2 separate regions of the Homo sapiens genome follow, and region 1 is linked to region 2. The links are chromatin loops, found by intact Hi-C in ENCODE. Cell type or tissue: endothelial cell of umbilical vein. All regions are shown on one strand. Each heading gives the region's core, and the rest is flanking DNA. Links, peaks and the distances in the headings are about the cores only.

Evidence for each region. Hi-C counts contacts between places; a loop is a spot of excess contacts. Peaks named below come from ENCODE experiments on the same cell type or tissue, not always from the same donor. Only the 100,000 strongest peaks of a DNase experiment are listed, where the experiment ranks them.
Region 1: a loop joins it to region 2, with 5 times the contacts of the local background. A loop is called at or near these places in 2 of 110 quality-filtered maps.

The regions. Positions count from the first base shown.
Region 1 is chr5:172,350,607-172,361,684 of GRCh38, reverse strand. It overlaps SH3PXD2B (SH3 and PX domains 2B), which reads left to right. Exons shown (of 13, transcript NM_001017995.3): 8 at 2,808-2,912; 9 at 7,680-7,797. Among named protein-coding and RNA genes, the nearest start is that of UBTD2, 72 kb to the right of the region's middle. RefSeq lists enhancers at 1-85, 1-271. In endothelial cell of umbilical vein, for the core only: no CTCF peak of the experiment used is centred there; a DNase peak (open chromatin) is centred at 6,504.
Region 2 is chr5:172,432,721-172,443,798 of GRCh38, reverse strand. The region is part of intron 1 of SH3PXD2B (SH3 and PX domains 2B); the gene reads left to right. Among named protein-coding and RNA genes, the nearest start is that of SH3PXD2B, 16 kb to the left of the region's middle. In endothelial cell of umbilical vein, for the core only: no CTCF peak of the experiment used is centred there; a DNase peak (open chromatin) is centred at 6,138; H3K27ac peaks cover 1,072 bases.

The DNA.
Region 1 (11,078 bases), core at 3,737-8,736, 82 kb after region 2:
AGAGCCAGAATTCGAAACCAACTCCAGCAGCCCCTAAGGCCATGTGACTTTCCAGTTCCTGAGAATGAGTGTGTGCAGATTGTATGATGTGGCTAGGACACAACCATGGGGACGTAAAGACAGGAGCACCCACTGCCCTGGGCCCCCAGCTTGCAGGAAGTCAGGAAGCTTGGGTGACTGGGAAGAAGTGTGGGGGCCAGGAAGAGTGTTGGTATGTCCAGAGGGCAGCAAGAAGAAGGGAGAGGGTGAGTGGGTACATCTTCAAGTAGCCAACACACTGATGACATTTATTTTTAATTATATTGTACTTATCCAAGTAATACGTGGATACATTATTCTTAGAAGATTAATGATGAAACTAAAATCTATTTTTTCTACCAGCTTCAACCCTAACCCCCTTTCTGAACCCTAGATAGCCCTTCTATCCATTAGGTATGAATCTTTCTTGAAAATGTTATATACACATGTGTGTATGTGTGCGTGTGTGTACGTGTGAACATATACACTCACACATACACAGGTACTCATTCATACATATATACTTGTACATATACAAACACATCATATTTTGTATGTATATATATGTATTTTTGTGGGTTTTTTAAAAACCCAATGGTGTCATTGTATACATTTTGATCTGCAACTTTTTTTAGTTACTATCTAGCTCCTCTGATACTTTTTCACATCTGCGTAGTATTCAGTGCCCGAGTGAGCCATGTTCATATATTCATATTCGTACTCCAGTGTGAACATGTCTGTGTGCACGTCAGTGTTTCTTTAGGTTAGATTCCAACAAGTGAAACAGCTGGACCCTAAGATACACATATCTTTTTTTACTTATTTAGTTTTTTTGGAGACGGAGACTCACTCTGTTGCCCCGGCTGGCATGCAGTGGCACGATCTTGGCTCACTGCAGCCTCCACCTCCCGGGTTCAAGTGATTCTCCTGTCTCAGCCTCCCAAGCAGCTGGGACTACAGGCACATGCCACCATGCCTGGTCAAGTTTTGTATTTTTAGTAGAGACAGGGTTTCACCATATTGGTCAGGCTGGTCTCGAACTACTGACCTCAGGTGATCCACTCGCCTCAGCCTCCCAAACTGCTGGGATTGCAGGCGTGAGCCACTGTACCTAGCCAGGACACACATATTTTAAATTTTAAGATACCACCAACTTGTCTGCTTCCAAAACAGTGGCTGTTTTGATTTATCCTCCCTCCAGCAGTGTGTGAGGCATTAGTGAAAATGGTTAAGAGCTCAGAGACCGCCTTGGTTTGAATCCTGGCACTGCTGCTTTCTATCTTTGTGACTTTGAGAGAGTTGCTGAGCCTCGGCTTCCCCATCTGTAAAATGGCAGCAATAATAATACACACCTCATAAGGCTGTGGTGAGGATCTAGCAAGCTAGGAGTGGACGTGCAGCACTTGGGACAGTATCTGACACATCACTGTTGCCATTGCTATCATTGTGTTATGACAGTTTCCTTATCTTCATACAAATATTTACAAATACAAATATTTAGAAAATCGTAGACCCACCATGCATGAGCCACCACGCCCGGCCGACAGCACATATTTATTATCTAATAGTCTGTGGGTCAGAAGTTCAGCATGGTCTCACTGGCCTAAAATCAAGGGATCGACAGGGCCCCATTGCTTTCTTTAGGTTCCGAATAGGATCTGTTTCCTTGCCTTTTCCAGATCCTGGAAGCCGCCTTGGCTCATGGCCCTTTCTTCCTTCTTCAGCGCCAGCAATGTTGCACCTCTCTGTGTCTTTCCTCAACAGCCACATCTCCCCATGACTTCTGCCTCCTTCTTGCATATTAAGGACCCCTGGGATTACATTAGGCCCACCCAGAGAATCTGGGATAAACTCCCTATTTTAAGGTCAGCAGATTAGCAACCTTAATTCCCTAGTGCCACGTAACTTCATATATTTACAGGTTTGAGGGATTCGAACACAGACATCTTTGTGGGGAGGGGGTCATTATTCTCCCTCCCACAGGCCCCATGCAGGCCTTTCTCATTGGGGAATGTCTGAGCCGGGGTGAGAGGCCTCTGAAGCAGATGCTAAATCTGCATCTAGGCCTTTACAGTCAAACAGCCCCGTGCACACGTCACAGCTCTACCGCAGCCACGTGAACTTGGACAAGTCGGTTTGCCTCTTTGAGCCTCAGTTTCCTCATGTGTGCAGTTGGGATGATAATGTGAAGATTGTATTTAATGCAAGTGAAATGATGGGTGCATCACACATCTTAGTGAAGGTGAACGTTCTTTATACTTTTTTTTTTTTTTTTTTTTGAGATGGGGGTCTCACTCTGTCGCCCGGGCTGGAGTGCAGTGGCACAATCATAGCTCACTGCAGCCTTGACCTCCTGGGCTCAGGTGATCCTCCCAACTCAGCCTCCCGAGTAGCTGGGACTACAAGCATGCACCACCATGCCTGGCTAATTTTTAAATTTTTCGTACAGACAGGGTTTTGTCATGTTGTCCAAGCTGGTCTTGAACTCCTGAACTCAAGCAATCCATCCAAAGTGCTGGGATTACAGGCATGAGCCACCGTGCCCTGCCTCTTTATTGTTGTCATTTAGGATGACTTTACTCTTCCCTGTCCCAGGCTCAGGAGCAAGTTTCTGGACCTGCTTTTAGCAGTTAGCAGGTAACATTGGTAGTTGTGTTCTACCAATAAAATGGTAACTTTAGCCTTACCCTGTGCATTCACTGGTACAGTGGCTGAATAGATTATTATGTTCTGACCCCCGGCCTCATGCTTGATGCAACTAACATCATTCTGCACTCTTGCTTCCCCAGGTTGGTGGTTCGTCAGCACTGCCGAGGAGCAAGGCTGGGTCCCTGCAACGTGCCTCGAAGGCCAGGATGGGGTGCAGGATGAGTTTTCTCTGCAGCCTGAAGAAGGTAGGGAGGAGCTCGAGCCTCTGCTCACTGGGGAGGACCTGTGCAGTCATCGCCTATACTGGGTTGCCTTTTCATCCAATCTCTTCTTTTGGCCTCTGCCTCTGCGTCTCAGCAGCTCACTGGCTGAGGCTCCATGGCCTGTGAACCAGAAACCAGGCCATGGTATTAGAGCTGAGGGGCAAGCCCGCCCTCTCTTAGGGGCCTTTGGTAGCAACCTATGTGAGCCTGGCCAGAGCTCGAGCCCTAACCCTTTCATGGGACCCCAGGAGGGCCCCAGCCTGATCGCCAAAAACAGTTCACTATTCCTCCCTCGAATTATTCTGGCGGCCAAGGTGCTGGAACTGCTTCAGCTCATTTGCAAGACATTTGACCCCATCTGTTTAAAAACCTCTGCCTTCTCTGTGGGTTTAAGTGGTCCTGACCAGGGGTCCCCCTCCACTCACCCACAGACACACTTCCGTTGTTTCCCAGAGAACCTTCCCTATGCATGTCCTGAATGGTGACTCCTGCCATGCCAGAAATGCTAAGTCCCAGCCAACTCCCTTTCCCCGCTAGAAACATTCCTAAAACTAGGGCAGTTAGTGAGTTCACTTCACTCATCAGCAGGGGCTTAGGAATCAGACACACCTGAATTTTAATCTCAGCTGTACCACTTCCTGGTTGAGTGGCCTTGGGCCAGTAATTTAACCTCTCTAAGCCTCAGCCTCTCATCTAAAAATGGAAACAATGATATCTATATCATAGGACTTTTGAAAAAATTAAATGAGATCCACATGCAAAGAACCTAGAACAATAAATGACCAGTAACAGTTATTATTGTATCAGCAATACCTGACCTAGAGTTGAGTTTGTTTGGCTTTTAGTTGACTGTTAAGAGAAAGCATGGAGCCACATAAAGCATATCTTTATTAGAAAAGAGGATGAGGAGAAGGGGGAAATTTCTGTGCCCAAAGGTTAGCAAAGCATTGACATATGGTTTTTGCATTCAGTTGTATTACAGCTAACGCCCCTCAGTAAAACATCTGTTGGTTTGCTCTGTGTTTGTGAGGCCCGCCAGGCACTGTGGGGGGTAACACAGGGTTACCATCAGAATCAACTCAGATTAAGGGGTCGTGATGTAGTGCATGGAAACTAGAGCCCTTGAGACGGTGAATGATGACCACCGTGAGAGCGCCTCTGTCAGGCACTCATTGCTGTCCCCATTTTACAGATGAGGAAACAGGGTCTGAGAGGTCGGGAGACTTGCCCAGGGTCACACAGCTAGAAGATGGGAGCGAGACCACATTTTCCTGAGTTTGTACATTTATTTTCTTCCCTCGACCACAGGTAGTACTTTCTTTTTTTTTTTTGAGACAGAGTCTTGCTCTGTCTCCCAGGCTGGAGTACAGTGGCATGATCTCGGCTCACTGCGACCTCCGCCTCCTGGGTTCAAGTGATTCTCCTGCCTCAGCCTCTCGAGTAGCTGAGATTACAGGCATGCACCACCACGCCCAGCTAGTTTTCGTATTTTTAGTAGAAACGGGGTTTCGCCATGTTGGCCAGGCTGATCTCGAACTCCTGACCTCAAGTGATCTGCCCACCTTGGCCTCTCAAAATGCTGGGATTACAGGCATGAGCACTGCGCCTGGCCCTTTTTTTTTTTTTTTTTTTTTTTGAGATGGGGTCTCACTCTGTTACTCAGGCTGGAGTGCAGTGGCATGAACACGGCTCACTGCAGCCTTGAATTCCTGGGCTCAAGTGATCCTCCCACCTCAGCCTAACACCTCTTTATAATCATGCTAGGAATGGAATTATGTCTACTAGAAGCCTCTTCACCCAAGTTCACGGTTAATACTCAGGAACTTGGTCTCCCTAAGATGCCTGGGGCTTGGATTAGACTCAGAGGTAATGCTCTCCTGGATGGGGACATGTGCTTGGTGCCACCTTTGCCTGTACACATTGTGGTGCTTTCTTCTCACCTCTGCCCTCTGCCCTTCCTCCCACATGCTGCCTATCCAGTCTCATGGAGGTATTGGTCTCTGCCCCGGCCGGTGGGCCGCCGCCGGACTCTGGGGGACTTGTATGCCATCAGCTGGCGTCAAGGTGCCTACCTCGGAGTTTTCTTCCCCGTTTGGTGTTTGGACCCAGGTCCCTGCACCTGCATGAGCCTCCCTGCTCTGGGACCACCCGTGCCTGTTGCATGTGAGAAACAGTGATGTCGTCTGTCTTGTGTGACATGTATGTTGTTGGCATGTGGGTTTGGGAGGAGTGAGCCTTGGGTATTTCTTGGCCTTGGGGATTTAAAGTTTCTCAGGTTAAAAATGATGCCTGTGGGTTTCTATAAGGCTGAACCAGTGACCTGTTCCTTCATTCAGGCTCATTTGAGTTGCAAGGGAAAGAAATCCATGTAAACCGGGTTAAGCAAAAGGGGAAGTGTATTGACTTATATCACTAAAAGCCCAGGGTAGGGCTAGCTTCAAGCAGAGCTGGATCTGGGGGTTTGAAACTGTCATCAGGATCTGGGACTCTCTCACCACCTCTCTGCTTGTTGGCACCATTCTCTCATGATGACAGCAGTTTCAAGTACCTTTAAGGGACATCACCAAAGAAAGAGCTTCTCCTTTAACACAAGTCCTAGGATTGTTTCCAGCTGACCCAGTAGGGTCACTTGCCATCCATAAAACCAGTCACGGTGGGCGGGAGTTGCAACACTTTGGCCAGGCCAGGGTCCGACACCTACTCCTTCCCTCCAGGAGGTGGTGAGCTTGGCCTCACCTAAGCCATGGGGACAAAGGCTGGTAGCACCACCAGAGGAAGGGCAAATGCACGCTCGGGAGGAAGCCCCCGCAGGCCTGCAGTCTACAGGGTCTTCCACCCTCTGCTGTGTGTGCAATCACTGAGCAATCCATGGATGCCAGAGAGGGACTCGGGTGATAGAAAATCCATCCATGGCTGGGCGCGCTGGCTCACACCTATAGTCCCAGCACGTTGGGAGGCCGAGGCGGGCGGATCACGAGGTCAGGAGATCGAGACCATCCCGGCTAACACGGTGAAACCCCGTCTCTACTAAAAATACAAAAAATTAGCCGGGCGTGGTGGCGGGCACCTGTAGTCCCAGCTACTCGGGAGGCTGAGGCAGGAGAATGGCGTGAACCCGGGAGGCGGAGTTTGCAGTGAGTGGAGATCGCGCCACTGCACTCCAGCCTGGGCGACAGAGCGAGAATCCGTCTAAAAAAAAAAAAAAAGAAAAGAAAATCCATCCATGCAACTCAGCTGAAGGATGCAGGACCCCAGGAGTCCAGGCTCAGAGAACTGACTGCACTCTTTCTGGGACCCGGGTGGCACCCTTTCCCACCTGGACCAAACAGAACTTCTGTGCATCTGGGGTTGGATTCTTCCCTCCACCCCTCCCAGCCCAGCAGCCTAGCCTGCAGCTTCCGTGAAGGAGGGGAACGGCGGACTGTGCTGAGCACAGGATATGTGCAGCTTGAGTCAGCTCGGCCCCCGCCGAGCAGGTCAGCAGGCTAGATCAATAAATAAATAAACGCCCTGTGTGTTTTCCGCCTCCCTCTGCACCAGCTGGGCAGGCCGCGGACGGCATGTGGTATTTTCCCAAAGAGATAGCGACTGCAGCAGCATATTAACCATGACACCAGGCCACAGCTGGCTCAGGCACTCAACCAGGGGCGGAAATGTAACCAAAACAGGAGAGCCCTCTCCTCTCCTTGCTGGGCTCCCTTGAGACACACATCCATTTTTCTCCATTTCAGCTGCCAGAGCAGATAACACTGGGGGTGGGAGCTGTTCTAGCTCTGTGGGACACCCTGCCAGAGTGCAGCGATGAGCAACCCGCCCTGCCGAGCCCAGGCCCTCCAGGGCTACTGTGGGAGGGACGCAGCTGGGGGCAGCTCTCAGGGAGGAGGGTGAGGCCATAAGGATGGTCCCACAGTTTCAGGGGTCGGGGGACCGCAGAGAGTGTGGTAGAAGACATCCCAGTCACACGAATGAAAGTTGAAGCTTCGAGCATGGTTGGATTCAAAGACTTGAACATGATTAATAAAAAGTGAAGATCAGCTGCCGGCAAGGTAATGAAAATTGTGCACCGTGTCCGCAGTAGTGATTTCAGCCTGAAACCCTCCACTGCCAAAGTTCAGCTTCTCCCTGAACTCTCCACCTGCAAGAGCTAGTAAGGAGCCACAGACAGCTTAACCTCCTCTGTGTGAGCAAGGTGGCTCCCACCCAGCCTTCAGGTCTTGCTCATTTACTGCATATTGACTGATTTGCTAAACATTCCAAGCACCATGCCCAGTGCTGAAGACACAGGAATGAACAAGACAGACAAAGAACTGCCTTCCTGGAGCTCATATTCCAGCAGAGGAAACAGACACACACTGAACGAAACACAATAAATAAGCCAAATACATGTCGTGTTACAAGGTAATTCCTAGTATGGGTGGGGGGCAATAAACCGGGATAAGGGGCATGAGAATGCCATGCATGGAAGTACTGTATAAGGTGGTCAAGGAAGGTGAACTCGAAGCACAGATTGAAGCAGGTGAGGCTGAGTGTGTGGCGCTGAGGAGTTTCAGAGGGATCGAGATCTACCCTTTGTCCTGTGTTCTGTTGCTGCTTGCACAGGGCTGTCCAGGGCTAGGTCAGGGCCAGGGGGGGTGCCCAGAAATCTCTGAAGGAAATCCTCCCTCCGACGGGCAAGGGCATCACGGGGATTACGGCATCCCAAGCCTCTTGGTGTCCTCTTCTGACCCCAGCTTCCTTTTGTCCCCACAGAGGAGAAGTACACAGTCATCTACCCGTACACAGCTCGGGACCAGGATGAAATGAACCTGGAGAGAGGGGCTGTGGTGGAGGTCATCCAGAAAAACCTGGAAGGCTGGTGGAAGATCAGGTACCAGCCGCTGCCCCCCACGGTTGCTGGGTGGGTTTGGGGTCACGCTGGGTGGGTTTGGGGTCACAGGGACTCTGGCCTCACAGAGGTCGGTAAGTGATTGCATCTGGGCGAAGTTTCCGCCTGAACCATAAAAGGATACTTCTCCTCTGTGTTGTGTGGCCTCCCTCCCTACCCATATCCTTCCCTAAAAGTCCATGATAAGCAAAACTTTCTCCAAACACACTGAACCACAGATAGCAGCAACCCCATTAAGCAAGGCTGGTTTCCACCTCCAGATGTTTCTCATAATGAGGAGTTGGAGGCCAAAGCTGCCCCATGTGAGTGACAGCCCCCTCCCGCCCCATTCTGAGAACAAGATGGTGCATAAACACTCATGGACTGTAATTCGTCCTAGGCTGATAATCTGCCCTCGTCTCTCAAAGTCCAATGGTAAAAGCAGGGCGTCTGCATTCCAAACACCTTTCACAGCCCTTTCACCTATGTGATGATATCAGAGCCTCCCAGGCAGGCAGGGTGGCCAGCTCGTCCTGCCTTGCCTGGTTTTAGTAATGAAAGTCCTGGGAACCCCTCCTTGATCACCCCCAATAGGCAGGATGTGACCATGGGAAATTAGGGCAAGAGAGGAAGCCGAGGTCCCTGCAATCTAGTGTCTGCGCTGTGATGTGTGGCGGGACATTCGGGCCATTTCCAGGAGGCTGAGCATGTAGCACTGCATTCATTCATTCATTCAACAAACGCACACCAAGAATCTCTGTTGGGCCCAGCCCTGTTCTGGGAGCTGAGGAGTCAACAGTGAGCAAGATACAATAGCTCACACCACCTGGTACAGAAGACAAACTCATAAACGGTGATAGAGCAGAGGGTTGGCCATGTTGGAGGGATGCATGGGGACTTTGGTACACAGAAGAGGGGCTCCTCAGCCTGGGGGTCAGGAAGGCTTCCTGAGGGAGATCTCAGAACCTAAATTTGAAAACGGATAATGATAGTAATAGTGTATTAGTCTATTTTCATGCTGCCGATAAAGATATACCCCAGACTGGGAAGAAAAAGAGGTTTAACTGGATTTACAGTTCCACATGGCTGGGGAGGCCTCAGAATCATGGCGGGAGGTGAAAAGCATTTCTTACATAGCATCGGCAAGAGAAAATGAGGAAGAAGCAAAAGTGGAAACCCCTGATAAATCCATCAGATCTTGTGAGACTTATTCACTATCACGAGAATAGCATGGGAAAGACTGGCCCCCATGATTCAGTTACCTCCGCCTGAGTCCCTCCCACAACATGTGGGAATTCTGGGAGATACAATTCAAGTCAAGATGTCGATGGGGACACAGCCAAACCATATCAAATAGCAGGCATGGGCCTGGCACGGTGGCTCATGCCTGTAATCCCAGTACTTGAGGAGGTAAGGCAGGAGGATCACTTGAGGCCAGGAATTCAAGACCAGCCCGGGCAACATAGCATGATCCCATCTCTACATAAAAATCTTTTAAATTAGCCAGGCATGGTGATGCACGCCTGTAGTCCCAGCTACCCAGGAGGCTGAGGCAGGAGGATCACTCGAGCCCAAGAGTTTGAGGCTGCGATGAGCTATGATGGTGCCACTCCAGCCTAGGCAGCACAACAAGACCCTGTCTCTAAAATTTAAAGACATTAGTTTTTTTAAACTTTTTAAAAAAGGATAACAAACATATATTGAATAGTATGTTATCTTGCTGCATAATAAATTGTCCCAAAAGTTAGTGGCTCTGGAATTCAGCAGTGGCTTAATTAGACTCAAGGTCTCTCCCGAGGTTATAGTTAGGATGTCAGTAAGGGCTGCAGTCATCTCAAGATCTGACTGATGCTAGAAAGTGACAGTCAGGATTTCAGCCCATTCCCTTCTCACCCCAGAGCCCAGTCAGCACTGCACATCGCCTCCCATCTTATGGCTCTGTGTCCCCAAACAATGAACTATGTCAAACTGAGCGTGTGGGTTATATACAGCCTGGCACTTTCTAATTAGGATATTCCCTCTCAGAGCATATTTTAAGATTGATAGACACTAAACTGCAGATTTCTACCTCCTTTTAAATTTGCTTCCAGTCAAGAGAGACCTTTTTTTTTTTGCATTAAAACCCAATGCTATTTAGTTCTTAAATTAATTCTTGACAAGAGATTCAGCCCTGCCATTGGGTCTGTTCAACTTTCCCCAAAGGTCTGGCCACCTGTTTTTTTGGGTTCTGGTAAATGTTTAACAACCAGCTCTCCAAGGAAAAATACTCTGAGTTACAGTGTTTGCCAGTTGCCATGGTGCAAATACTGCCACCATGGTCAATTTCAAGCTATCAGTGTGATGTCACTAAATGTAGAGATTGGGAGAGATGTGCCCAACTGGCTGTCACAGCTGGTGTGACTGACTGCAGCACACCCCTGGTCTAGATTGGCCCCTCTGGTCATTGCTGTTAAACTGAATTCTGGCCAAGCGTGGTGGCTCACACCTGTAATCCCAACACTTTGGGAGGCCGAGACAGGAAGATCACTTGAGTCTAGGAGCTCAAGACCAGCCTGAGCAACATAGCAACACCCCATCTCTACAAGAAATAATAAATAGCTGGGCATGGTGGTGTGTACCTGTAATTCCAGCTACGTAGGAGACTGAGTTGGGAGAATCGCTTGAGCCCAGGAGTTCAAGGCTGCAGTGAGCTATGATCGAACCACTGCACTCTGGCCTGGGTGACAGGGAGACCCTATCTCAAAAACTGAATGTCTCCTGCAGAGGATTAAGAGATGATGACACTCATTGAAGTCCCTTTTGGGAGGACACTGAGCTGCTCTGTCAGGGTCTCGATCACTCTGCGGTTTAGTGATGGCCAGCTGCCACTTGGCGAGCCCTGGACCCAGCCCTCAACCTGCTAATCCCATATGAAAGCATGTTTAATCTCCACGTTCATCAGCGTGAACAGATCTCCATCTGTCTATGCCAGGCTTTGGCCCCAGAGCTGGGGCTGCTGGGAAGAGGCAGCAAAGCACAGAGATTCAGAGCCCAGGCTGGTGCCCTGCTGGCTGGGTGGGACATGGTGGGTGCTGTAAGAGGGGCAAGTAGAGGCCGGGTTGGAAAGGCCTTGAAAATACCAAGCTCAGGGCTTAGGCATCATCAAGAGGAAATGCACAGTGTGTGCCAACCTCTTGCCCTGGGCAGTCACAACCCGTCGTTCCTGCTCCCTGGGACCTGTCATGTGATTCCCAGTAGGAGCAAGGCTTCTTCCCTTGGGCCTGGCGGAGCAGTTTGACAGCATC
Region 2 (11,078 bases), core at 4,059-9,058:
GAATTGCATGGCCCCCCGCCCGCTGTGCTGGCAAAGAAAGCTAGAACCCACGCGTTGGCGTCACCATTTCCTCCTCCTCAGCCAAGGTGTGAATCAGCAGCCTGTGGCTTCAGGCCACTGTTGGCTTCCAGTCAGTTCCACAGATGTGGGTTTATTGTCTGCCCTGGGCCAGGTCTGGCCCAGAGCCAGAGAGAGGCTAAGATGACCAAGCACAGTCTTGTCCTCACAGAGGTCACCATCTGTTCAGAATGCATCTCCATAGGATAAGGGCTGCGACAGGGCCTGGAGTACCCGTTCCTGCTGGGACAGAGAGGTGCACTGTCAGCTGGGTTCAAAAGCAAAGGGGTGTTCAGGGGCTGGGAAAGCTGACTAGCAGTGGGGTTCTTTACATGGGTGGAATTCAGAGGGCCCTTGAACGTAGAAGGGGAAGAATTAAATCTTAATTTTCACTAACCTCCGACTGAAATTTAGCATTGCCTTCTGTGATGAATGAAGGCAGCAACTCGCGGTGATAGTAGTAATACATGTGACTTTGTCACAAATAGCGATTCCCTTATTTTCATCTTACTTGACAGTCGTTGCGTGGATGCCTGGAGAGCATCTATACTCCTTACTATTTCCAAGTTACGGTGTCATTAGACCCACCACGAGGTTCTGTTATTTGTGGTTTTAATAAAAACGTACATATAGTCATAATTTTGTTTTTTGAAACATTTTGATAACTATAATTCAGTATCATTAGTTTCATTTGGGATCTATGTGTTTTACTCATTTTAAATCATTCTGAGAAGGGGTCCGTGGGTTTCCTCAGATGCCAAAGAGATTCATGGCTCCAAAAAAAGATGAAAGACCCCTCTGGGTGGAAGAGGTGGAACTTGGGAGCCAGATGGCATGGGCTGGACCTGGCTCTGCCATGTGTGATCTTGAGTCAGTGACTGAACCTCTCCGTGCTTCAGTTTCCTCTTCTACAGAATGAGGCTAACAAGAGTATCCACTGTGGATTATTCATGTAGAGGGTTTAGAGCCCTTCCTGGCATGTAGAAGTGCTGAATAAATTACCTGTTATTATTATCTTTACCATCATCATCATCATCATTTATCTGACTAGTGATGTGCATTTTGAGTAAGCAACCTCAAATGATGTGACACGGGCCATCTGGAATGACCACATATTAAGAAACAGACTCTAATTAAGGATGTACTCCTTAAAATTTGTAGCTGTTTTCTCCCAAAGATTTATATATTTGGATATTCAGCAGTATGGTAATTTAAACAATGTTCAAAGTAGCCTAAATGTTTATCACTGGAGGCATGATTAAATAAATGATATATATAGCCTTACAATGAACTATAAAGGCATCTTTAAAAGTGGTTTGTCCAAAGGATGTTTGATGAAGTGGAGAAATGACCGCCATCTCATGCAAATGAAAAAAACCAAATCATATATATAGTGTGATCATAATTTTGAAAAATATTTCTATGCATAGGAAAAGGGTCTGAGAAGAAGCATGCCCAAAGCATCATCTCTGATGGTGGAAACATGGACAGTTTTTAAGACCTCTGACCGTGCAGTCAGCCTGTTTGATTCCTAGGTTGAACAAGTTACCCAACCTCCTTGGGCCTTACCTTTCTCCACTGCAGAACGGAAATGATAGGGTAGTGTGACCTCATAGGATTGCTAAGATAGAGCACATTAAGCACATTCTAGACTCTTAAATGTTGTTAGTGATTACGGTAAATTGTCTACATTTTATTTACTACCCAAGTTTTCTCTACAGGAGAGAGGACAGTGTAGGATGGCAAAGAAGTCCACATAGGGCTCACATAGGGACAGGGGCAGGGATTAGTCTCTGGCAGATTAGGAGCCCAACAAGGGAGGGGTCCAGGAGTGGCCAAGGGTACCCACAGAATCTGGCCTTCAGAAACCACATGTGATTTCATGGAGGAATCCCTTCTCCTCCCCTATGACACCCCTAAAAGGTGGCTGTCCCCAGGGTCTGAGAGCATACTCCCTTTACATTCCTATCTAGTTCTCTTCTCCTTGTCCTGACCCCAAGCTCAGCGGGAAGGGAGGATGAGGCTGGATTCGGTTGGGGCATTGTCAAGAAGGTATCCTAGACCAGCCTAGTTGGCCTGTTTCTCGGCAACCCTTCCGTTACCTCACCAGGGTACCCAGCTTTGACGTTGAGGCCCCAGTGGACCAATCCTATCATGACACGTACACATTGAGTTCATCATCGTCTAGGGTGTGAACCCCCCATTTTGTCTTCAGGGCCTGGCCTAGAATAAATGCCCAGCCCAAGTGTGTTTCTTGAACAAAGCCATTAACTGCTTGTACCCTCGCAGTCCCAAGGTCCCATGATTCTAAGGCAACGGCCACTGACGTCCTTGGTGCTGAGACACAATCACATGTGATAACGCCCTGCTGGCCCCAGGCCGAGCAGTCAGTGTGTCATCGTGTTTAAGCTGCAGGCTTTGGAGGCAGCCAGGCCCGAGTACAAACCCTGGCTTTGTCACTTTCCAGTTATATGATTTGGGCCACGTTACTTAACCTCTCAGAACCTCGGTATCTTCTTCGTCTCTAAATGAGGGGGAAGGAGGGTCATTGCTGTGCCTGATACTGAAGTGAAGAGTACTAACTCTTAGTCTAGTTTAGTGGACACAAATGAGATCCTCTAGCCCCTGGGATGCTGTTAGGTTGAACCATATGAAATTGTCAATATTTAACCTATAAAAATGGCAATTTCACTTGGTTCATCGTAATGTTTTAGGATTGATTTGGGCCTGTGGAGCTCACTCTTGCTTACGTGGAAGGGGGTTATAAGCCACCACTGTACCAGGGGTGTTACAGGCACAATCCCATTTATACTTCACAGCAGCCCCCAAGAGACAGGTTCTTAGCACCCCCCTTTTACAGATGGGAAAACTGAGCCTCCTAACTAGCTTCTCTAGGACCCCCACTTAAGTCTTGTAGTTGGGATTGAACCCAGGTCTGTCCAGTTCAGAGTCTGTCGCTTCCACCATTGCTGTCTTGAGACTTGGTTTCCTTTTGCGTGTGGCATGGCCTTGCCTCGCAGCTGGAAGAGCCCTGGACATTCTCTAGGACGCCTCGGCCCGGGACCTGGTGGCTCCCTACTGAGATTCCCCATGATGCAGCCAGTCAGAGCCCCAGTTTCCAGCCCTAAGTGGGAGCTCGGGTTTGAACTGTCTTGACTTCTGCAGTTTTCTGCTCTGACATTTTTGGCTTTGGTTGTGGGGCTGAAAGGTGAGAGGATGACATGTGTCAATTCTCCTTCTGCACTTTGGGGATGTTCTTCCTGAGCTCTCCTGCCCGCTCGTTAAATGCAAGTCCCGACACCTAGACTCCTGATCCAGGCACAGCATCCCCAGGTCTCACCCTTGCCCACAGCCCCATCGAGGCAGGGCCAAAATGGCTGCTGGAGGCAGGAGGTCAGACCTGGGGGATGCAGGGTGGAGTGGCAGAAACCCAGGCGGGTGATTGTGTAGGAGGACGTGCAGGATTGCTACTTTGCCATCTCGACCGCGTGCTCCTTGAAGACAGCTTTGATGCTACTGCCTTGCGCGTAGTGGGTGCTCTTGTTGGCGGCTCCATTCACTCTGGACAGCTCTGTCAACACGAGAGAGGCCCTCACTTGAAATCTTTCACCCAGGTCTGTTTCCTTCATTGCCCAGGCTCCTCTGAGGCCTGGCAGCCTTGGAGATCTCAACAAGCCCTAAGTGCTTGCCCTGGAGACTTTCCTAGAAAGCCAGCCTTCAGGTTGGTTCCGGCTGAGCCTGGGCTCCAGCTGCCAGCACCTCTGCTTGCCATTGGAAAGTTCCCCACGCCGCCTCGGGCCAGATGTGTGTGAGTAGCAGTGCGTGAGCTGGCAGCCAGAGGCCTGGGCTGGAGCTGCACGCCTGGAGCAGCGAGTGTTTCCACCAGCCCAGTGTCTCAGTCGTCGGCAAGAGTGGAGATGCCTGGCCTGGCCAACCCTGGAAATAGTTCCTGCTGCCCATGCCGCTGGATAAGATTCCATGAGTTAGGGGAGCCCAGAGGGTGGGCAGCTGTGTGTGTGTGTGTGTGTGTGTGTGTGTGTGTGTGTGTGCGCGCGCGTGCGCGCACGCACGCACACACATACCTGGTTTTTACAGCTTGACATTCCCGACTTTTCCTCTTAACATATCTCACTTTGCAAGATTTGAGTTGGCCCAAGGAAGATGGCTACTCGGTTGGGGCCTCCAGTGTCTAATCTCCATAATGGGTTATTAGTGATGGCCCTGGAAGCTGTCTGTGACCAGATGGTGTGCCAAGCACCTGACATGCATTAGCGCCTTTAGCCCTCAGCCAACCCTATAAAGTAGGTACTGTTCTCTCCATTTTCCAGGTGTGAAGAAATGGAAACTCAGAGCTGTGAGGTGATTTGCAAAGTCACAGCAGCATCAGGCTATAGAGGCAGGATTCATAGTCAGGTATTCTAAAGCCGATGCCTGTGGTTTTTTTTTGGGGTTTTTTTTTTGTTTTGTTTTTGTTTTTGTTTTTTTTTTTTCTTTTTTTTTTTTCTGTTTTTTCTGTTTCTGTGGCCCAGGCTGGAGTGCAGTGGCGTGATCTTGCCTCACTGCAGCCTCCACCTCCAGGGTTCAAGTGATTCTCCCACCTTAGCCTCCTGAGTAGCTGGGACTACAGGTGCGCACCACCACAGGCCGGCTAATTTTTGTATTTTTAGTAGAGACGGGGTTTCACCACATTGGTCAGGCTGGTCTCGAACTCCCGACCTCAGGTGATCTGCCCGCCTTGGCCTCCCAAAGTGCTGGGATTACAGGCATGAACCACCACACCCTGCCATCTTTTTTTTTTTTTTAATGACATTAAAGCATGATTGTTATTTTTAATTTTTTACTTTACGTGGATGCTGTAAAATTCCCTTTTGTGGTGTAACGCAGTAAAATTTTGTTTTTTGGTGTAGCATGTTATGATGTGCAGGTTCCTGTAACCTCCACTACAGAACAGTTCCAACACCTCAAAGAATTCCCTCAGCTTTACTGTCTCTGACATACAGTGGGATGAGGCATTCCCCCTGGAGTTTAAATCACTCCTGGGTATTCTGTTTTTTGCCATTACCTCTTCAGAGAAACTCTGGGGTGGAACGTGGACTTCCCTTTTTGGGTTGGGTCCCATGCCTGCATTCCCTCTGTGACAAAGCCAGCTCTGTTTCTGGTACCCTTGGCAATAGAGCTGTTCATTCAGCTATTTCACGAGCATTGTTACTCTCTGGACACAGAGAGCCTTGAGTGAGGTCACCTTGGTTTTTGACTGTGTGGCCCTGTTTCGGCTTTTTGTCTCTTTTACCGGGCATTTCCTGAGAGCTCATTGTCGCCAGGCACTGGGGGGACCATGGTGAATAGACAAACCCGGCCCTGCCCCAAGGGCCCCCAGGGCAGTGGGGGTGCAGTAATGCAAAGAGACCAGCACCCCTAGAGGAACAGGTTCTGAGAGAGGGTGGCCCTAGCCCTGTGGGAACTCAGAGAGTGGGAGCTAGACTGAGACTTGGGGTGTCCAGGAAGGCTTCCAAGGAGAGGTGACTTCTAGGCTGATGCTGGAGAAATGAAGAGGAGCTGAGCAGGGCAGGGAGAGGAAATGTTCCCGCCAGAGGCAGTGGCAGGCATTGAGTCCTGGAGGCAAGAGAAAGCCAGCCAGGCTGGAGCAGAGGAGGGGCAGACTGCACAGGCCCCTAAGCCCCACGTTGTGCCTGTGTGGTGTGTTTTCTTTCTCGATTGAGGCCCTTCGAGCAGAGCTTGGTGCACAGTAGGTCTCTGTGTATATGCCAAATGAATGAATGAATGAGCTGAAGAGTTTGAGGCAGGGGGAGAGAGATCAGATTCCCACTTTGGAGGCTACTCCTCTCCCCCTACTCCTGCCGCCATTTCCCCATTTGGCACACCTCTGCACACAGGGATAAGCGGAGCCCTCAGCTCAACCAGCCACCTGAGCCTTCGCTGCGTGCCCTGTGGACAGAGTGCAGTAGGAACACAGCCCTAAGTGTCTCATCTGACGCAAGACACCACAAGCACTTGTATTTTGGCCCTAATCCAAGCATTCACTTAATTGAAAAAATTGGGGGAAAAAAATATTGGCAGCCTGCCACCTCCAGTGTGTCACTTGCTGCAGAGCCTGAGCTTGGTGATTCCTGGCGCTGACGTGGGGACCGGAAAGCTCTGGCCTGGGGCCAGGAGACCCAAGGCCTTGGGATGCTGGGAGAAGAAAGTGAAGAGGCTTTGGAGGCTGGCAGGGCTGGGATTGGATCTCATGTCACCCACTTCCCAGCCTCTCGACCTCAGGCGCAGCATGGCTCTGTGCCTCGGTTTCCTCCTCTCCCCCTTCAGCACTTCTGGTGGTGATGCTGCCCTGGGGTGTTGGGAAATCAAACAAACTTTGGGTGCTGCAGTTCCAAAAAGAGGTTGGAGGTGCTGACCTATATAGGCCAGATGTTGGACACAAAGCTGGGGACAGTCAACAGATCAGAACCAAAGGGAACCCAGGGTCTCCACGAAGCGTGGCAGAGTCGGGTTTCCCATTAGTCAAGCCCGTGGAGCTCCATCCGACCGCCCTGCCCTCTCCTCGCTCTCCATCTCTCCCTTGCCCTTGTTGCTTTCCCTTCCCCAGCACCCACGAGGACCATACTTATCCACCTTGGGCCTGTGTGACCAAGACAGCATATTCCCAGAGCAAGCCATCTGCAACCCAGCCAGTCACTAACTCCCAAGCTCTTCCCAGGATCTGCCACCTGGGAACCCAGCCAGTGTGGGAGCTTGATGGAGGGAATCCAACCCCCTTCTTAACAGCTAGCTGCCTTCTGAAACTGGGGTCTGTGGATTCCTAGGGACCTTCGGACATAGTCCTGAACCCTTCTCTACAGGAAATGAATTCACCTGGATCTTGAAGCCAGCACTACTCCTCGAGCCCAGAGCTGCATGTGCTTTGGCATTTAAGCTTGCTCTGGCTGTAGAGCAGGACGGCTTTAGCAATCACAGCCTGATGACCCGCTGCAGAAGCTGTGTAGCCTGTGAGCGGAAGCCCTAGCCCCTCCGTGCACTGCATGAGAGACAGCATATTTGCTCCCTTCATCTCCACAGGCTTCTACTGTTTCGTAGGTATGAGAAACAGCAGTCTGGAGCAGAGGGCCCGCATTCTCAGCACCTCCCGATGGTAGCCCTGGCTTCTGGTTCCAGCTTTCCTCCCTGCTGGCTACAGGACCTTGGGCAAGTCCCTTTCCCCTCTGGCCTCATGTCCCTAACTATAGAACAAAGGATAGTCTAGAAGAGGGTTTTCAAATGTTTTAAAGGCCTGGAACCCTTTGTTGTCTGCCTGAAGCAGGCAGAATAGGGCTGTGGCCGGTGAAGGAGCCCGGGCCCTGTATAGAGGCAGTTCTGGTGATGATTTGGCTGCAGGCTGCTGGGTTATACCCTGTAGCATACACAGAAGAGCCAAAAGTGGCACTGCGCTATGGAAACTGGGGTGGATGGCCCAAAAGCCCACCCACGGGGCCTCTCCAGGATCCTGGGGCTTCTTGGAGGCCAGTTTCACTGCTGGCCTGAGTCACTTCTAAGAGCCCTCCAGATTAAAGCTCTCTGGGCAAGTCTCTTATGTAAGAGGCCCATAGGGGCACAAGGAACCTGCAAGGAAATTCAGACACTGTCATGGAAGCAGAAAGAGTCCACAGCTGAGAGTGTAACCCTAAGCAAGTCACTGCACCTCTTGGCCAGCACCTCCCTATCTTCATTTGTAAAATGGAGGGATTGATCTAGACCAGGGATGCCAAGTAGGTAGCGCCCATCTCACTAGCCCTCAGCCCCTGCCCCTGGCAGACATTGCTAATGGACCACAGGGTTCTGTCTTGCGGATGCTGCTTTCTCACAGCCCCTGCAAGGAAACAGCCCCGGCCCCATTTGTGCCTTCTCTTGAGATGTTGTCTTCAGTCACCCAATTTGTTCCTGGCTATCCACCAGGCTTGCAGAGCCAGGAGAGGGCTCTGACTTCAGAAAGGTTATAGCTGTTGATCTATAAAAAAACAAAACTTGGCTGTGCGTGATGGCTCGCACCTATAATTCCAGCACTTTGGGAGGCCGAGGCAGGTAGATCGCTTGAGGCCAGGAGTTCCAGACCATGCTGGTCAGCATACTGAGATCCCATCTCTACAAAAAAATTTGTTTATTAGCCAGGCATGGTGGTGCATGCCTGTAATTCCACCTACTCAGGAGGCTGAGGCTGGAGAATTGTTTGAGCCTGGGAATTCGAGGCTGCTGTGATTACACCACTGTACTCCAACCTGGATGACAGAGGGAGCAAGACCCTGTCTCAAACAAACAAACAAACAAATACCTCCAGATACAGTGAGAATGGCAAGGAATTCCACTAACACAGGACCATCCTCATTCTCAATCTTACCAGCACCATCATAATTTTTGACATATCCACAAACTCCCTACAGTATATATTCCTAATACAGTATTCTTCAAATTGACTCACATTTTTACTTAAATTACTTTTAAATGGAAATTTTAGCTGTCTACTATACCTGGGGAAAACCAGTAGTAGCACTTGCTAAAAATAGAAGGAAATGAAATTCAAAAGAAAGAGAAAAATCAATGTGTTAAGTTCTTCCTGGCTAGTGTCGCCTGTTCTGAGGTCTTCTGTGCCTTCTTTAAGAAAGGAGACCTGCTGTGTGTGGTGGCTCACGTCTGTAATCCCAGCACTTTGGGAAGCCAAGGAGGGTGGATTGCCTGAGCTCAGAAGTTTGAGACCAGCCTGAGCAACATGGCGAAACCCCATCTCTACCAAAAATACAAAAAATTAGCTGGGCATGGTGGTGCATGCCTGTAATCCCAGCTACTTGGGAGACTGAGGCATGAGAATCACTTGAACCTGGGAGGTGGAGGTTGCAATGAGCCGAGATCGTGCCACTGCACTCCATCCTGGGCAAGAGAACGAGACTCTGTCTGAAAAAAAAAAAAAAAAAAACCATTGGCCATTGCATCCCAGGACCAAAATGTAATAACTTTGTCATGGGACCAGTGCGGCAGCCCCAGCCCTTGTAATTAATGCCAGCCAGGAATTTCAGCTGGATTCTTTGACAACCCTAAAAACCCCACCAAATAGATTTGTAAAGGAAAGTAAGACTGGAGGACATTCCCCCATGCCTCAGAGATTTTACTAGCAGGGCAAAAACTTTTTACCTTGTTTTCCAGTTCACATGGTGAACACTTGGGAGCTCACAGAGCTCCGGAGGCAGGGGAAGCAGGGCGGCAGCTGTTTCACATCATCCGACCCTGGGGACAGCGTATCGATGGAGTTCTGGGGCCTTTCTAAGAGCTACAGCCCCTTGCAGAGATCTGGGCCAGTGGGTCGGCAAGGATGAGGATGTCAGCTAACCCAGGGGTGCCGGGGGCTTGCAGAGGTATCTTGGCCTGTTTATAGCCTGGCCCTGTTGTTTGTCAAGAGCCTCTAAGCTTGATACTGGCTTAAATCTTTTTATATTTTATTGATACATAATATTTGTCCATTTTCATGGGACATTTATGATATTTTGTTGCATGCATAGAGGGTGTAATGATCAAGTCAGGGCATTTGGGGTATCCGTCCCCTCAAATATTTGTCATTTCTATGTGTTGAGAGCATTTCAAGTCCTCTCTTCTAGCCATTTTGAAATACACAATACACTGTTGTTAACTATAGTTAGTCTACTCTGCTATTGATTGTTAGCACTTTATTCATGGAAGAGCTGACCCCTTGGCTGTTACTGCTTGGAAATGGTGCCCAAATTCTTGCATGCTTAATGGGGGCCCTCTGGACACTGGGAGTCCCCATCCCCTTAGACTGGAGTTAGACCCCGCGAGGAGGTGAAGGGTTGGGCAACATTCAGTGAACATTTGCCCTCAAGTCCCACCATGAGCAGAGATTCCAACCAACCAACATGGATTCCTTTCTAGAGATCTCTCCATTTCTGGAGAGCTTAGCTTGCAAGGTAGGATGGACCTTATCTCTATTTTTCAGATAACAGAGAGGCTGTAAGAGGTCAAGGACTTAACCTCACTCCCATAGTAAGTTCCGGGTTGGGGCCCATCTGCTGGCTTCCCGGCCGGTGAGCCAGTGTTCTCCCACCCCCACTCTGGGCATCCCTGTGCCATCGGCTGGGCTGGCACCCGGCAGGGGCTCCTTGGTGGCCCTAGGACTGAGCCAGGGTAACGGAGAAGATGCTGGCCTGGGGTTCAAGACAAGAAAGTGCCCCACAGACAGGTTTCTTTCAGTGCTCCTAGAAAGCGACATCTTTTTTTCTGATTGTAAAAGAAAATAAAGTGTAAAAAATCTGGAATATACAAGCATCAAGAACAGAATTTTTAAAGTCCCCCATATTCATACCACCCCAAAGCGAACCACTGACATATATATGCTTGGTCATGTGTCATTTAACAACAGGGATAGTTCTGAGAAATGTGTTGCTAGGCAGTTTCATCACGTGAATATCACAGTGTGTACTTACACAAACCTAGATGGTATAGTCTACTACACACCTAGGCTCTGTGGTATAGCTCACGGCTCCTGGGCTACAAACCTGTACACTGTGTTACTGTACTGAATACTGTAGGCAATTGTAACACAATGGTGAGTATTTGACTAGAATATACAAATACTCACCATTGTGTTACATAGAAAAGGTTTTGTAAAAATACTGTGTTATAATCTTACGGAACCACTGTTGTATATGTGGTCTGTCATTGGAAAACGTTAGGTGGTGCGTAACTGTGTGTGTGTGTGTACAGACACACAAACGCACATACATTTAGATATGGTACAGTCAATTCTTCCCCCCCCCCCCCCTTTTTTTTTTGAGACAGACAGAGTTTCACTCTTGTTGACCAGGCTGGAGTGCAAAGCACAACCTCAGCTCACTACAATCTCCGCCTCGCAGATTCAAGTGATTCTTCTCCCTCAGCCTCCCGCGTAGCTGGAATTACAGGCATGCACCACCATGCCTGGCTAATTTTTGTATTATTAGTAGAAACGGAGGTTCACCAGCCAGGCT